Regions from separate parts of the Homo sapiens genome. Here region 1 is linked to region 2. The links are chromatin loops, found by intact Hi-C in ENCODE. Cell type or tissue: mammary epithelial cell. All regions are shown on one strand. Each heading gives the region's core, and the rest is flanking DNA. Links, peaks and the distances in the headings are about the cores only. Region 1 overlaps ZDHHC14 (zDHHC palmitoyltransferase 14). Region 2 has its middle 67 kb from the start of SNX9.

Region 1 (8,331 bases), core at 66-8,065, 110 kb before region 2:
GAAGCAGGGCAGTGGGATCCGTGCCTGGGGAGGGGTGAGGGCGGAGGAGTAGGAGCGTTCTGCCAAGAGTGCCTGGGGGAAAGGGTTGCGCTGGAAGGGGGATACAGCTAGTGCCAATTTGGGGAGCCGTGGTGAGTTCTGTCTAAGATATGTTTACAAAAAGAATCTAAAAGATAACACACATGAGTCTCCCCATTGGCCTAGAGTGACCTGAAGGTCCTTTCTTTAGTTGCCTGCATGTAATGTGGAAGGAGGGAAAAATCAGCTGCTTATCAATGAGAATGTCGCAGCCTCATAGGAAATGTTACCTGTCAGGTGCCTGTCCGGGAAGCCATGTGGTGATGCCGCCTTGGCTTCTCCGATTCGCGGAGGCCAAAACCCTCAGAAACACCTGCTGGGGAGCCACAGGGGCCCTGGGCCTCCCTGAGGAAGACCCCAAAAGGGGAAGCCCTGCCTATCAACACTCATTTCAATGTAATGTAGCATTAACATCCAATTAAAGGGATTACAGCCATTTTTAATCATGACTTATTGTTCAGCTCTCTTAAAATGTGGAGAGTTTTTTGTGGTTGGTAAATCAAATGTTGATTGATTCTCCATTTGCAGAGGCTGTGACAGAAAGCGTTTTCATCCCCAAGTTGCATTCACTGGACACTGACCCATCTGAAAGGCACAGTGGCCTAATACACATGGTCTGTTTTAATGGAATTTTCTAGGAGGCTCCAGGTTGGCCCACAGAAAGGACACCACAACGGGAAAATCACGAAGGCAGCACAGGTCTTTTCCAACTTGTCCATCCTGATACCTGCTGATCCTGAGAGGGACCCCAGAAAGTAGGTAGGACAGGTGTCCTTAGGCTGCTTCCAGCTGCAGCTGTGCTGAGAAGTGAATGACTTACTCAGGGGTGTCCAGAGCTGGAGCCCAGTTCTCCCAACTACCACCCTCCCTCCCACCAGGGGACTGAGATACTTCCTGCTACCCCTAACCAGCCCCACTGAGGGAGGGTCAGGAAGAAAAAGCATCAGATTGTGTCTCATAAGACCACAAGGTGGGAAGGAGGTTGTTTGCTTTTTCAAAGCACCCAAGTCCTACGAGAATATGTTCTCGTTGTAAAAAATCCCCAATGGTCCAGAAATACAAGAGCAAAAAGAAAGTGTTTCTCTTGACCCTTCCTCCGTTCTGCTGTAGGAACCCTTGCCAGCTTTGGTGTGTCCTTCCAGATGGTCTTAGAGTTTGAATACATCCGTGTGCATCATACACATATGCTGATACGGGGGTGGGAGGACTTTACCTAAAAAGGACTCTTTTTTTTGCATGGTTCCACAATTTGACTTTTTAAAATATTTCCTGGAGATGTTTCCATGATGATACATAGATCTACCTCATTTTTTTAACTATTTCGTAGAATTCCACAGTGTAGATGAACTATAGTTTAGTCTTCTGTTGATGGATATTAGATTTAATTTTTTTTACTGTTCAAGAAATGAAGTAGTGAATTTTCTTCTGTGTATCTCTATGTGCACATATTACTGTGTCTCTAGGGTTGACAATGGGTGTGCCATCTCTGAGTTGAAGGGAAGCACATTTAAATGTCGATAGGGATGCCAAATGCTCCTCTTAAGACACTGGACAAGTCTGTGCTCCTGTGTCCCCACACCTTTATGGCACTGGCTGTGAACAGTCTTGTCATTTTGGCCAATTCGATGAAAAGAAAAATATTACACTGTTTTAATTTCCATTTTCTGGATAATAGATTGTACCTCTCTTTATGTTCATGGGCCTTATTTTTTCTTATCACAATGTATGCCAGTACATGTCCATGTATCAGTTGAGTTATTTGTTCTTTTTCTACGAACATGTAGGGGTTCTTTATGTTTCTCAAAAATAATAATAATAATAATCTCTTAAGCATCCTTTGCCAATCTCCAAATCCAACATTTACCTTTTAACTTTACTTTTTTACACGGAAGTGTTTATTAATGAACACAATCTGTCAATCTCATACTACGTGGCTCCTCGGTTTGTGTCTTATATCCTTACCCCAAAGTTACATGAATGTTGCCTTAATCTTCCTCAAATACCTTTATATTGTGTTTCTTACGTTTGGTGCAGTAATTTATCTATCAGATAATTTTGTGGATGTGGTGCAAGCTGAAGTTCTAGCTTTATTTTTTTCTAAATGTTTAATGAAGTGTCCCAACTCCACTTACTATTTCATTATTCTGTTCCAGCAAGTCTCAAACTTTTTGGTCTCAAGACTCCTTTACACATTGAAAAATTATTAAGGACCGCCAAAGAGCTTTTGTGTATATTTTGAAGATAGATAGATAGATAGATAGATAGATAGATAGATAGATAGATAGTTATCATGTTGGAAATTAGAACTAAAAAAATTTTAAAACACAAGAATGCACAAGCCCACATTGTATTTGAATGAGAGCAAGGACATCATCTCCCTGGCCATTCTGGAATCCGGGAATTCTGGACATGTAACATATGTGGTCCCATGATCTCTCACCTTTTGTGATCCTCCAAATACTGACGCATCCTAACCATTCTGCCTCCTGCACAACCTTCTTCCCTTACGTACCTTCCTGCTGCAAACAGAGCCCCTATTCCCTTAGGGCAGGAAGCTGGTCCTTCCCTGCCCTGTCCTGTCCCCAGTGCAGGGCTGGGTGCATAGAAGGACACAGAGCCTGCACTTCTGGGATTAGGCAGGAACTCGAGAGAAGGGTCTCTGCAGAGCAGTGCTTGTCAGAGTTTTTCAATTCCACAAACGTTTAGTGAGTACCGCAGTGTGCAACCTCTTAGGCTAGGGCTGTGGGGAATGTAAAGCCATCCTTCTGGCCACAACGGGGACAAACTTTCTTAGCAGGGGTTGTGGGGGAGACAGAGGTGCAGTGGTAGCTGCTATGATTTGAAACCCATCCTCGATGCAGTAAACAAAGTCCCAGCTGCTTATGAAATTGGCTTCCAGTAGAATTGGGTTGTTTCCTCTCCTTTCTCTTTCTAAAAAAAGACGGTAAATGGGTTTTGATACCTTTAAAAGAAATTTCTGTTTCTTGACCTTATTATGGCATAGATATTTTCAGCATATAGCCAGTGGGCCAGTAAGGAATGTGTGTCTGTATATCTGTATCTGAGTCTGAGAGTGGATGTGAAAGGGAACAAACCATGTCAGCTGCCACAGGTTCGCGAATCCTGGAGAAGCAGGGGGTTGGGGTAGGTCTAGGGCCACCTGCCCCTTGGCAAGAATTAGGAAGGGGACCAGCCTAAGACTCTTCTGTCATCCCAGCAGAGCAGACTTCCGGCATTCAAGTCCTAGCTCTGCTATTTCTCAAGCAAATTACTTCATTGCTTTCTGCCTCAGTTTCCCTGTGTGTTAAGAGGGAGTCATGCTTCTCCCTGGGTCACTCTGAGGTTTAAGCAGAACAGGACCTGACACACCCCAGTGATGCCAGCCATTGTTATGAATGATGATGCTGACGGTTCCTTGAGACCTCCTGAGTCAGCTGGGTCCCAGGGTGTGGGTAGTGCCAGCAGGCTGCATCTTGCATCTCGCATCCTACTTTGGATTCATGTCATTTTGACACAGCTGCAAGCTGACAGTGGAACTGCATTCTGCAATTTACAAAATGTGTCTAAAGCACATGAGATATTAATAGAAAAGCTGGCCGGGCATGGTGGCTCACACCTGTAATCCCAGCACTTTGGGAGGATCACCTGAGGTCAGGAGTCCGAGACCAGCCTGGCCAACATGGTGAAACCCCGTCTCTACTAAAAATACAAAACTTAGCCATGCATGGTGGTGGGCACCTGTAATCCCAGCTACTCGGGAGGCTGAGGCAGCAGAATCACTTGAACCTGGGAGGCGGAGGTTGCAGTGAGCTGAGATCATGCCACTGTACTCCAGCCTGGGCAACAAAAGCAAAACTTCATCTCAAATATATATATATATATATATATATATGCTGTATTTTTTTATTGTTGCTATAAACCTTTAGAATTCTATATCCGCTGGCTATGATGCCTCCCGATGAGGGTAAGGAGCATAGTTGACATTGTCAAAGGAGCTGCAGCCACTTTCAGTCTGGGATTGTCACTGCTCGTACATGCCAGGTTTCATATGGTTCATACATAGGAATGTTATATGCATTTTGACTTTGCCATCATTCTACCTGGGTCGTAAACTCTTGGTGACACATAAGTATTTCTAGGATTGCAGTTTGGTTCTTCATGTATTATTCAGTAAATAAATCTGGTTCTGTTCTTGATTCTTTTCTACCCTGGCTATTTCTTGTTTCCGTTCCATGTGTCCCCTCCTCTTTCTGTCTCTTGTCTTCCTTGTAGCTGATCCAAACCCATCACTAGTGTCTAATGTCATCTCCCTCTCACACACCCCAGCTTTCCTGACTCAGTCTTCCCACTGGCTCCCGCATTGTGTTCCCTGGACTCTACTTCACCTCTTCTTTCCAGCCAGTGCATGGCCTGAATCCCAGGGGAGTTGCCTCCCAAGTCTGTCCCCTCCTGGCAGGGGGGATGTGGGTGGAGAGAGGGGCCTCTTTAGCCCCGTTCTGTGGGAAGGCAGTTGAGAATGAGACCATCTTTGCTGCCTGGGCCACCATCCATGTGTCCCCATGTGCACACAGAGCCCCCACTGTAGCCATTTGCCCAGCAGGGGTTGCCTAGGCTGGCAGCAGCTGTGGGTAGGGGGTCTGCCTTCCTGTGTCTCTCTGGTTCCCTACCACTCCCCGCTACCGTCTCCTTCTAGAGCAGACCCAGTGGTTTAGTGCGATGTTGAAAGTCAGTCAACAGGCAGAAGCCCATTCACTCCTGTTTTGTGTGCAGCCTTGTATGCCCAGATGGTGGCATCGGTTAACCATGGCACAGCAGACCACGGCACCGCACTGGGTAATGTGCTCAGCCCTCTGGTCTAAAGATGAATTATCTCCAGCCTGGAGAAGATCATCACTGACATGTTCCAGCATGATGTATATGGCATTCATCCTCGGAAACATTAGGAGAGCAGGCGCGTTTCTTTCTCCATCCTGTAATGTATCGATAGCGGATGCCAGATGTATGTGTAAACTCCCAGACCCAGGATGAATGGATTTTTCCCCCTGAGAAATATCTGTATCCTGTAAATAGAATGTTATAAACATTTGTGGGACAGAAAAAGTCTCTGGCCTTTTCACATTGCCACACTCTCGGGTGATGGATCTGATCTGCTGAAGAGCACCAAGCTTTTTCCCTTTGTGTTGGACACGTCTTGTGGAACTCTTGACTTCCTCTCTCTCTATGTCCTGCGAGAACTCGTGGTTCCCAGCTGCCTATCAAGCAGCTGAGGATGGCCTTATAGGTCAGGGGTTGGCTGAAGGGCTGAGAAAACTCCCCCAGGTAAAAATACCCCTCACCCTGACGTCACTCCGAGAAATCCCACCGCCGGTTCAGGGGCTTATTTTTCCTTCTTCCCCTTCTCTGTAAGCAGAGAAGAGGCCGTCCACTAAAGCAGAGGGCTTTCTGGGCCTCAGAAGCCATTCTCCTCAGGGGAGACGCCTGTTGGCACTGCAGTCCTCAGCATTCAGAAGCCAAAATTAGAGTCTGTGATTGATGTGCGAGTCAATATGTCGTCCTTTCACCCAGAGCCTGAGCTGCAGCCAACTCAAACCAGTGTGCTTCCTGATCAGGATGCCACAGTCGCTGGCTCCACAGTGAGGCACAGAAAAAGGTGAAGTTCAAGTAGAAGTCAGAGGAAAGAAGTGAGTAGGTGATGCCCAGGAAACCCTCCAGGCATCACGGAGCCACAGAGGCTGCTCCACGCCGGGGCAGGTGACACCCCCTGCCCTGACGGAGGCCTCCATCTGGTTAGACGAAATTCCCGGAAGAGCAGGAAGCAAGGCAAGGCCGGGTGAGAGAGAGGCCAGCAACTAGAGAGAGGCCTGTGCCCGGGGGTGTTTCGGTTCCAGGCCTCCATCACATCCACTTCTTGCGCGGTCCCTCACTTCCGCTTGCCTCCTTGACTCGCATCACCGTCCTGGAGGCTGTGGTGTGCTTCTTCTCTGTCTGGTCCATCGTTGGCCTCTCAGGATTCCACACCTACTTGATCAGCTCCAACCAGACAACAAATGAGGACGTAAGTTCCTGACCACACGGGACACGGGCGTGTTCTTGGGTTTTGGGCAATGGAGGAGAAAAAGGAAAGAAAAGGTTGAGCCCAGCTTTTCCCATACATCCCGTTCCAGATGTGAGCCCTTGGGAACAGAGACGGTGCCGTGGAAACTTCTCCACCTGCCGTTCTGCACGTTTCTCTTCTGGGAATCTCCACGTTCTCTGTTTTTCCGACCACATCCATTAGTTACTAAGATTGGCCAAGCAACACCCATTTCTGGCCCTGAAGAGAGTGTTCTTTGTATTCCTTTGAAATGGTTTCGTAAGCTTCTTATCACACTTCCCCTGGTAGAGACCATGGCGGGCCAACATCTTGGAGTGAACGTTTGAGTCTGCCTTTCATATTTAATGTCTCTGTGGGAGGAAATTGCCCTGACCCAAAATTTAACTTTTTTATTCAGGATTATCTGCCTGCACTTAATACAGATGGAGAGGAAGTATGAAAATAGGAAACAAGGCCGGGCGCGGTGGCTCATGCCTGTAATCCCAGCACTTCGGGAGGCCGAGGCAGGCGGATCACGAGGTCAGGAGATCGAGGCCATCCCGGCTAACACAGTGAAATCCCGTCTCCACTAAAAATACAAAAAAATGAGCCGGGTGTGGTGGCAGGCGCTTGTAATCCCAGCTATTCAGGAGGCTGAGACCAGAGAATCGCTTGAACCCAGGAGGCAGAGGTTGCAGTGAGCTGAGATAGCGCCACTGCACTCCAGCCTGGGTGACAGAGCGACACTCCATCTCAAAAAAAAAAAAAAAAAAGAGGAAACAAAATGTTAGAGAATGTTTCCAGAGCAGCGTGGTCCTCTTTGCTCTTTATACTTAGATTTTGATAGAAGTCTCTATCCACACTTGAATTAAATGTCTCAGGATAGGTCCAGTTACCTTAAACAAAAGCTTGAGAAAATAGGTTGTGATAAGACACATGAGATAAGAGAATATTAATACAGTTATTTGTACTTGGTAGCTACAAATATTAGAATATGCAAAACAGACCATTTTGGTCACAAGAAGAGGCTGAATTATTTCAGTCTGTAAATTAGCAATTAGGGGAACCATTTCACCTACCATTCATTTAATTATTATTTAGGGCACTAAATGTGAGTATGAAAAAAATCTCTGCTGGCTTATATGAGATGGCCTTTTAGTACCATGTGGTACAAATAAAAGATGACTGTCCCTGAGAATGTTATTCTTTCCCTATTCTAACCTGCTGTTTTAGGACATTTCCAAGTTTGGAGTAAATGCCCGTTTTCTTTAAGAAAAATACCTCCATTTCTTTGGATTAAAGATGATTTGCATTCTTTATGAGCCTCTCATGGTCCAGCTCACCTCAACTGTGCGTTGGTGTGGAAGATATTGCTTGTTACTGACTTTCCTTTTCTTTCAGATTAAAGGATCCTGGTCAAATAAAAGAGGTAAAGAAAATTACAATCCCTACAGCTACGGAAATATCTTTACCAACTGCTGTGTTGCCCTGTGTGGGCCCATCTCACCAAGGTAAGACTCAGGACGCATCGTGCTCTTCAACAGACCTTGGAAAACCGAATGCCTCGGCCGTTAGCACAGGCCGCCCGCCCTGGTGGAATGGGTCGCCGCCACCACGTGACCACTTTGTGCCGCGTGGATGTGGCCTTCGTGAAATCGAGATCTGGCTGTTTGTCGTGTCACACTTCACACCTTTTTTGATCTTCAATTGAATCTGTGTCTGATTGGGGGGAAATTTCCTAAAGCCCAAAATAGAGAGACAGATGCCTGTGGCCCTGCTAATGACTGAGGCCCTGCTAATGACTGAAGGTGCGTGCAGGGAGCTGTGGTTAGCATCGTCAAGGAGACAGGACACATGTGCAGGAAGGAAGCAGCCAGAAGTCTGAGGAAACCAGTTTCGAAAGTTGATTTGCACACAATAGAAATGTTCATAGGGAGAAAGCCACATGGGCCGCAGTCGTTGATACTGTGGTCATGGTAATAATGACGATGACACGAACCATGGCAGTAGCTGACCTTTATTGAATCTGTGTTAAGCTCTGCTCTAAGTTCTTTATCTGCATTAGCCTTTCACAAGCTCACTCTGTACCTATAGGTAGGCACCGTTATATCCCATTCTATGGATGAGGAAAGTGAGGCACAGAGTTTAAATAATGTGCCCAAGATCACACAGCAAGTAAA
Region 2 (8,331 bases), core at 153-8,152:
TAGTCTGGGTGACAGAGTGAGACTTTGTCTCAAAAAAAAAAAAATTAACAGGATTGAAGGGGTGGCCTGCCCCTCCACACCTGTGGTTGTTTCTCGTCGGGTGGGACGAGAGACTGAGAAAAGAAAGAGACACAGAGACAAAGTATAGAGAAAGAAAAGTGGGCCGAGGGGACTGGCACTCAGCATATGGAGGATCTGCGCAGGCACCAGTCTCTGAGTTCCCTCAGTATTTATTGATCATTATCTCTACCATCTCAGACAGGGGGATGTGGCAGGACAATAGGGTAATAGTGGGGAGAGGGTCAGCAGGAAAACATGTGGACAAATGTCTCTGTGTCATAAACAAGGTTAAGAAAAAGTGCTGGGCTTTGATGTGCACATACAAAAACATCTCGGTGCATTAAAGAGCAGTATTGCTGCCAGCATGTCTCACCTCCAGCCCTAAGATGTTTTTCTCCTATCTCAGTAGATGGAATATACAATCGGGTTTTACACCGAGACATTCCATTGCCCAGGGACGAACATGAGATAGATGCCTTCCTCTTATCTCAACTGCAAAGAAGCCTTCCTCTTCTACTAATCCTCCTCAGCACAGACCCTTTACGGGTGTCGGGCTGGGGGACGGTCACGTCTTTCCCTTCCCATGAGGCCATATTTCAGACTATCACATGGGGAGAAACCTTGGACAATACCTGGCTTTCCTAGGCAGAGGTCCCTGCGGCCTTCCGCAGTGTCTTGTGTCCCTGGGTACTTGAGATTAGGGAGTGGTGATGACTTTTAACAAGCATGCTGCCTTGAAGCATTTGTTTAACAAAGCACATCCTGCATAGCCCTAAATCCATTAAACCTTGAGTCGACACAGCCCATGTTTCTGCGAGCACAGGGTTGGGGGTAGGGTTACAGATTAACAGCATCTCAAGGCAGAAGAATTTTTCTTAGTACAGAACAAAATGGAGTCTCTTATGTCTACTTCTTTCTATATAGACAAAGTAACAGTCTGATCTCTCTTTCTTTTCTCCACACAGGATAGATCTTATGTTAAGTGTTCTTGCCATAGTTTTCTTTTTAGTGGCAAAAAAAAAAAAAAAAAAGAGGGAGTACAGCAGCTGTGAATAGAGATTATAGATAATTATGGATTCTTGTTTAGCATGCTTTCAGATTGAACTCATTATGGTCTAACCAAGGGGATTTAGTCTCATATAAAAAGAAGTTCACAGGTAGAGCAGTTTCAGGGCTAATTCAGTAACTCAAAAAGGTACTTCCATTTCTTCAAGGATCCAAGTTGTTTACATTTCTTCAGTCTACCAGACTCAATAGACTTATTTTGCCTCGGGCTGTTTCCTTTCATCATCACAAGGTGGTTGCCAAATCCCGAGATTAAAAACAGCCATGGTTAAGTCCAGAGAAGAACAAGGATCTGTGTCTTTTTTTTCCCTCTATTTTCAAAGGAAGAGAAAAAAATCTTTCCACAAGCCTCCAGATTTCCCCCAGTGTCTAATTGGCCAGAACAGGTCACATATTCCCTCCTAAGCCAGTCACTGGGACCACCATAATTGCCTGGGGTCATCAAGATTCTGCTTCTGTAACCGCCCAAGGGGTTCACCTTGCCCCGCTGCCTAGACAGAGCCAATTCATCAAGACACGGGAATTGCAATAGAGAAAGAGTAATATACGCAGAGCCGGCTGTATGGGAGACTGGAGTTTTATTATTACTCAAATCAGTCTCCCTGATCATTGGGGAGCAGAGTTTTTAAAGATAATTTGGTGGGTGGGGGAAAGCCAGTAAGCCAGGAGTACTGGTTGGTCAGAGATGAAATCATGGGGAGTCAAAGCTGTCTTGTGCTGAATCAGTTCCTAGGTGGGAGCCACAAGATCAGGTGAGCCAGTTTATTGATGGGGTGGTGCCAGCTGATCCATCAAGTGCAGGGTCTGCAAATATATCTCAAGCACTGATTTCTAGGAGCAGTTTAGGGAGGGTCAGAATCTTGTAGCCTCCAGCTGCACGACTCCTAAATCATAATTTCTAATCTTGTGGCTAATGTTAGTCCTACAAAGGCAATCTAGTCTCCAAGCAAGAAGGAGGTCTGCTTTGGCAAAGAGCTATTAGTGTCTTTGTTTAAACTATAAACTAAGTTTCTCCCAAAGTTAGTTCAGCTTACGCCCAGGAATGAACACAGACAGCTTGGAGGTGAGAAGCAAGATGCAGTCGGTTAAGTTAGATCTCTCTCACTGTCTCAGTCATAATTTTGCAAAGGCAGTTTCACTTCTAGGACAGAAAATGGGAAGCACAGATAGGATAGAAACCTGGACAAGAGGAGGATTCTACTGGAAGGAAGCAGTTGGGTGGCTGCATTTTTTGGATGCTTCCTGTTTTGAGACATAAAAGTGCTTTGTTGAAGGTGGGTCTGTCTGACGTGCGTCACACATTGTATGAACTGAGCAACATGCATGTTGTGAGCGTGGACATCAGCACGTCCTAAGTCTGCTCTGTGCCTCTGAGTTTCGAGAGCAAAATTTCTGAGTGAGGGCTCTCCCTCTCACCTGTGCAGCTATCACAACCTCAAAGCATCCAAGACTATGGTCGGAATAGCAGTGCAGGTGTTACAGGAAAGGGGTCCTGATCCAGATCCCAAGAGAGGGTTCTTGGATCTTGTGCAAGAAAGAATTCAGGGTGAGTCCATAGAATAAAGTGAAAGCAAGTGTATTAAGAAAGTAAAGGAATAAAGAATGGCTACTCCATAGACAGAGCAGCCCCGAGGGCTGCTGGTTGCCCATTTTTATGGTTGTTTCTTGATGATATGCTAAACAAGGGGTGAATCTCATGTCTCCCCTTTTTAGACCATGCAGGGTAACTTCCTGACATTGCCATGGCACTTGTAAACTGTCATGGTGCAGGTGGGAGTGTAGCAGTGAGGACGACCAGAGGTCACTCTCGTGGCCATCTTGGTCTTGGTGAGATAGGGCCGGCTTCTTTACTGCAACCTGCTTTATCAGCAAGGTCTTTATGACCTGCATCTTGTGCTGACCTCTTATCTCATCTTGTGACTTAGAATGCCTTAACAGTCTGGGAATGCAGCCCAGTAGGTCTCCGCCTCATTTTACCCAGCTCTGTATTCAAGATGGAGTTGCTCTGGTTCGCATGCCTCTGACACCGGGAGAAATTCTCCCTCTCAGCCATCTCTTTCCTAGTGGCCTCTCTCAGCATCATATGTTAGTCACTCCTCCCTTCCTGGTAGGGAAGAGAATGCCTCCGGGTTAGAAAAACACCAGCTGAGAGTTTATAGACATTTCTCTTTGAACATGTGGAACAACAAAGACTACTGATAGACTGTTGGGCATAATTTTAGAATTTGCCTTATTTTGTCAAAGATTAAAGAAAGAAAAGGCCACTTTCCCACTATTCGATTTAACTCAGTCGGATTATACGGTGACAATGTCACTCACTGATTTAAGCTTGAATGTGAGAGATTTAAAAGCAATGGCTTGAAAGGAGTTGTTTTGCATCTTAAAAGAAACCACGACTTCAGAGTGATTTTGATTTTCCATTCCTACAAAGGAAGAAACGAAGCTAAATGCTTTTAATCCTAAAAGTGCCCTTTCAGAATTTCTGGGATCACGGTTGCAAGGCAGAAGTGGAGAACTACCCATTGGATGCCTCTCCAGGAGTCACATCTGTCTCCTCAGACTTTGATCTTCTCAGACATTGCTGGAGAGGCAGGGACAGAAAGTTCAGATGCTACGGAAAGACAGTGTGGGTCAGACCACACAGTGTTCCTTTGAAACTCCTGGCTTACTGGCTTTCCCCCACCCACCCATCAAGTGTGTCCTTTGAGGTGAGACATAACATCAGCTGACTAACAAGATGTTTGCCAGTAATCACATCTGATGACAGTAAATGTCAGTCTCCCAACACAATTTCTATTTTATTTCATTAATACCATCCTCAGTGGTTTGCTTGAAAGGGTTAAATTAGCTAGGCATGGTGGCTCATGCCTGTAATCCCTACACTTTGGGAGGCTGAGGTAAGCAGATCACTTGAGGTCAGGAGTTCAAGACCAGCCTGGGCAACATGGTGAAACCCTGTCTCTACAAAAAATACAAAAATTGGCTGGGCGTGGTGGCAAGTGCCTGTAGACCCAAGTACTTGGGGGGCTGAGGCAGGAGGATTGCTTGAACCCAGGAGGTGGAGGTTGCAGTGAGCTGTGATTGTTCCTCTGCACTCTGCACTCTAGCTGGGCAACAGAGTGAGACTCTGTCTAAAAAAAAAAAAAGAGTTAAATTGGAAAATGTATGTCTTGGTGCTCTGTAAATTGCGAAGCTCTACATAAGTATGATTCCCTGTCTTTATAAATTTGCAATCTGGTGTGCCATGTCTGGGGACAATAACTCCTTCATTGCTCCAGGCACAGAGTTCTGGATTGAGGTCCTGGCTTCTGCTTCTCCAAGATTATCCAAATTTCTTGCTCCTTGAAGGTGGACTTTGAGGACCAGCATCACTTGTGTACCCCATAGCTTCTAATGCAGCAAGCAGGGAATAGACACTCCAGCAAGCAAGTGAATAAGCAAAGAAAACCAGGCCCCCGAGACGCAGGCGGATCCCCAGGCGGATCCCCAGAGGCAACAGAGTCAAATATGCGGGAAAGAATCTGATTCCGGCCAGCAGAGGGCAGGAGCGAGAGGAAACTGGGCATCTCAGCAACAAAGCAGGCTGTGCCAACCTGCGGCCGAGGGCCAGATCGCAAGCCCCGGTGCAGAGAGGACGCCGGGAGAATCCAGCTAATTCTGACAGCCTTTCCCTTGGACTTTAGCTGTAATGTGTGTGTGTTCCATTATCTCACACATCACTGCACTGAATTCCACTTCAACTTCCACCCCCTCCCCCCACCAGGAGCTGGCAGTTAAGATATTTACCAAGATGGTGCTGCCTCTCTAGTAAAACTCAGGAGGATTAAAATAATAATAAACAAACCGAGAGAGGGAGTCCAGAAAAGTGGACTAGGAAGCACAACACAGAAGCAGCTTCAGCACTGGAAAATATTCAGTCGTAAGAATCACCATGCATTCCCTCAGTGCTTGGCAGCCACTTTCTCACTTGAGCCCCATACTCTTTGTATGAGGTATGGGGTGGCTACTTGTGGAGTGCTGTGTCTAAGTCACCCTGCATGGGAGAGGCAGCACCAGGATTCTAACTCAGGATCCTGGGGCCTTATCCACGGCACTCTGTTACCGGGGACACGCTCATTCACTCAACAAACCTTCACGGACTGCCCATCAGTTCTTGTGCCAGGTATACAGAAGGGAAGGACACGGTCCTGTCCTCCAAGAGCTCATCCTCCAAAAGAGCATGGATACTAATAAACAGTCACAGTTTGGTATGACATGGCCATGACAGAGAAGAGTCACCCAACGCAAACTGGGAGGGCCAGTGAACATTTCCAGGAGGAAGTGACAGAAGTTGCCCTGCTGATGACCTCAGTGGCACCATTCATTTTATCACTATGTACCAGAAAATTGTCATAATCTACAGTGACCTCAGATGTGCACAGGGCACCCTCCACCTCTTTGCAATGCCCCTTGCACAGCCATACTGGGAAGCTTGCAGCTGAACCAAGCTTTGAAGGATGACTAGGAGCAGGCAATCAAAGAAAGGAATAGGGGCTAGGGCTGGCGTCGGGTGGAGGGATTCTGGGTGAAGGGGTTGGCACCAGCATAGGGGGTAGGCCTGAGAAATGTCCCCACAGCTGGAGCGTAGGTCTCAGGAGGAATGGTAACAAGAAGACTAAGAAGCAGATGGGGAGGCCAGGAGTTTGAGGAGCTTGGGCAACATAGCAGGACCTCGTCTCCACAAAAAGAAATTAAAAATTAGCCGGCCATGGTGGTGCATGCCTGTAGTCCCACTTACTCAGGAGGCTGAGGCAGGAGGATCACTTGAGCCCAGGAGTTCAAAGTTACAGTGAGGTGTGATCTCACTGCTGCACTCCAGCCTCCAAGGTCTTCAGAGCAAGACCCTATCAAAAAAGAAAAGAAAAGAAAGAAGAAAGGAAGGAAGGAAAGAAGGAAAGAGAAAGAGAGAAAGAAAGAAAGAAAAAAGAGAGGAAGGAAGGAAAAAGAAAAGAAAGAAAAAAGAAGCAGATGAGGCCAGGTCACCTAAAAGGCCTTTTCTACCATGCCAAGGAGGCTAGATGTTACATGGAATGCTATGAGGGTCTTTGGGAGAATATTATACAGGGAAATGGCAATATCATAAATGTGATTTCAGAAATATCATTACTCTAGCAGCATGGAGAATGGATTCGAGAGCGGCAAGTCTGGGGATAGGAGAGCAGTGAGGAGCTTCCCGATGATCCCAGAGCAAAATGACAAGGGCCTGGGGAAAAGACACTCTTGGTGGGGGCAGAGGAAGGGGAGGCTTCCGGAGTTGGGCAGGAAGAAGAACAGATCAAATCTACCAACTAAACAATGGTAAGTGGGAGAGGTCAGGGGTAAGGATGACTGAAGGCTCTGGCTGGGGTCACTGGGCACATGGTGACACCATGTCCCCTGGATAAGCCCCATGAGGGTGGGACTGTGGCTGAGTCACAGCTGTATGGTCAGCACGTGTAGTGACTAGCAGGTAATGGGTGTCTGAGAAGTATTTATGGGGTGAACGCTAGCATGGATGCCTGCGTGAGCAAGACAGGTAGGGATGATGGAACCTGTTGAGTAGGAGACGCCTGAGAGATGGTCACAGGAAGCTGTGCAGCAGGAAGTTGCACAGATGAGACCTGAGTTCAACAGGGAGACCTGAACTGAAGGCAGGGATCTGGGAAGCAGCGGCATTCACGTTCCCAGTGAGGACAGTGGAAGAAGACCTCAGGTCCTGAAAAACACCAACAGCTGAAGGGCCAGCAGAGGAACCTGTGCCCTCAGAGAAGGTTTAAAATCATAGCAAGGAACAATGATGGTGTTGAGAGTTTCAAAAGACAGGAGTCTCTGGGAGGCCAAGTAGAATAAGGAGTGAAATTTACCTATTGAATTTGGCAACCTGGACGTCAGAAGTCACACGGCCCTGGCTGGTAGGAATTCTGAGTCATGCAGGCTGCGGGCAGGGGACCATGACATCTAGCTGAAGCCATGCAAAGATGGGGCCTGAGAGCCAAACCAGGCTGTGACATGCTAGAGCTGGCCCTGATGGGCCCAGGAGCACTCATGGTTAAATTTTCAGGAAATTTGCAAGCTGGTTGTTAAACACAGCCATTATTAAAAATTAAATGGGTCAGGCGCAGTGGTTTATGCCTGTAATCCCAACACTTTGGGAGGCTGAGGCTGGTGGATCACTTGAGGTCAGGAGTTTGAGGTCAGCATGGCCAATATGGTGAAACCCTGTCTCTAGTAAAAATACAAAAATTAGCTGGGCATGGTGGCGGGCGCCTGTAGTCCCAGCTACTCAAGAGGCTGAGGTGTGAGCTTTGAGTCCAGGTGGTTGAGGCTGAAGTGAGCCATGATCATGCCACTGCACTCTAGCCTGGGCAACAGAGGGAGACCCTGTCTCCAAATAAATATAGAAATAAATAAGAAAAATAAATAAAAGTTTAATGATATAAACTTACAAATTGAATAGATTATACTAAAAACAAAAGTAATAAACACTTAAAGCTCATCACTTCCTAGTGATCTACACTTTACTATTACCTATGCCATCAAAGTTTGTTTTTTTTGTTTGTTTGTTTGTTTTTTGTTTTCTTTTTTAGATGGAGTCTTGCTGTGTTTCCCAGCTGGAGTACAGTGGTGTGAACTTGGCTCACTGCAACTTCCACCTCCCAGGTTCAAGCAATTCCCCTGCCTCAGCCTCCCGAGTAGCTGGGACTACAGGCGTGCACCACCACACTGGCTAATTTTTTTTATCTTTTTTTCAGTAGAGATGGGGTTTCACCATGTTGGCCAGGATGGTCTCAATCTCCTGACCTCGTGATCTGCCCACCTTGGCCTCCCAAAATGCTGGGATTACAGGCGTGAGCCACCACGCCCGGGCCATCAAGGTTATTTACATCTGCGTGTCTGAGTGGAGGAAGCATTATATAACCCTGTTCTGCTGCACATCTCTTTCCACCTCTGCGTTCAGTGACTTCTTACTGACAGCTGGAAATTGGCCATGGGGGCAGTATTTACACCACAGAAATTGGCAAATGTACATTTCAGGACTCTTCTTCCAGAGAGCCTGTTGTGCACATTTACTAGCACACCATTAAAACCAGGCCACAGGGTGTCACCATCCACATTTCTCCCCCAGAGAGTGTCCAAAGGTTCAAATCGCAAAGTAGGGAGCTCAAGTCTGAGCCAGAGTGGCCTCTA

Evidence for each region. Hi-C counts contacts between places; a loop is a spot of excess contacts. Peaks named below come from ENCODE experiments on the same cell type or tissue, not always from the same donor. Only the 100,000 strongest peaks of a DNase experiment are listed, where the experiment ranks them.
Region 1: a loop joins it to region 2, with 6 times the contacts of the local background. A loop is called at or near these places in 2 of 110 quality-filtered maps.

Annotation. Positions count from the first base shown.
Region 1 is chr6:157,639,707-157,648,037 of GRCh38, forward strand. It overlaps ZDHHC14 (zDHHC palmitoyltransferase 14), which reads left to right. Exons shown (of 9, transcript NM_024630.3): 6 at 6,031-6,133; 7 at 7,553-7,662. Among named protein-coding and RNA genes, the nearest start is that of MIR3692, 110 kb to the left of the region's middle. RefSeq lists enhancers at 5,915-6,415, 8,310-8,331. In mammary epithelial cell, for the core only: a CTCF peak has its summit at 4,863; no DNase peak of the experiment used is centred there.
Region 2 is chr6:157,752,160-157,760,490 of GRCh38, forward strand. No RefSeq gene overlaps it. Among named protein-coding and RNA genes, the nearest start is that of SNX9, 67 kb to the right of the region's middle. RefSeq lists silencers at 638-932, 3,158-3,452. In mammary epithelial cell, for the core only: a CTCF peak has its summit at 4,684 (motif pointing right); DNase peaks (open chromatin) are centred at 1,342 and 4,682.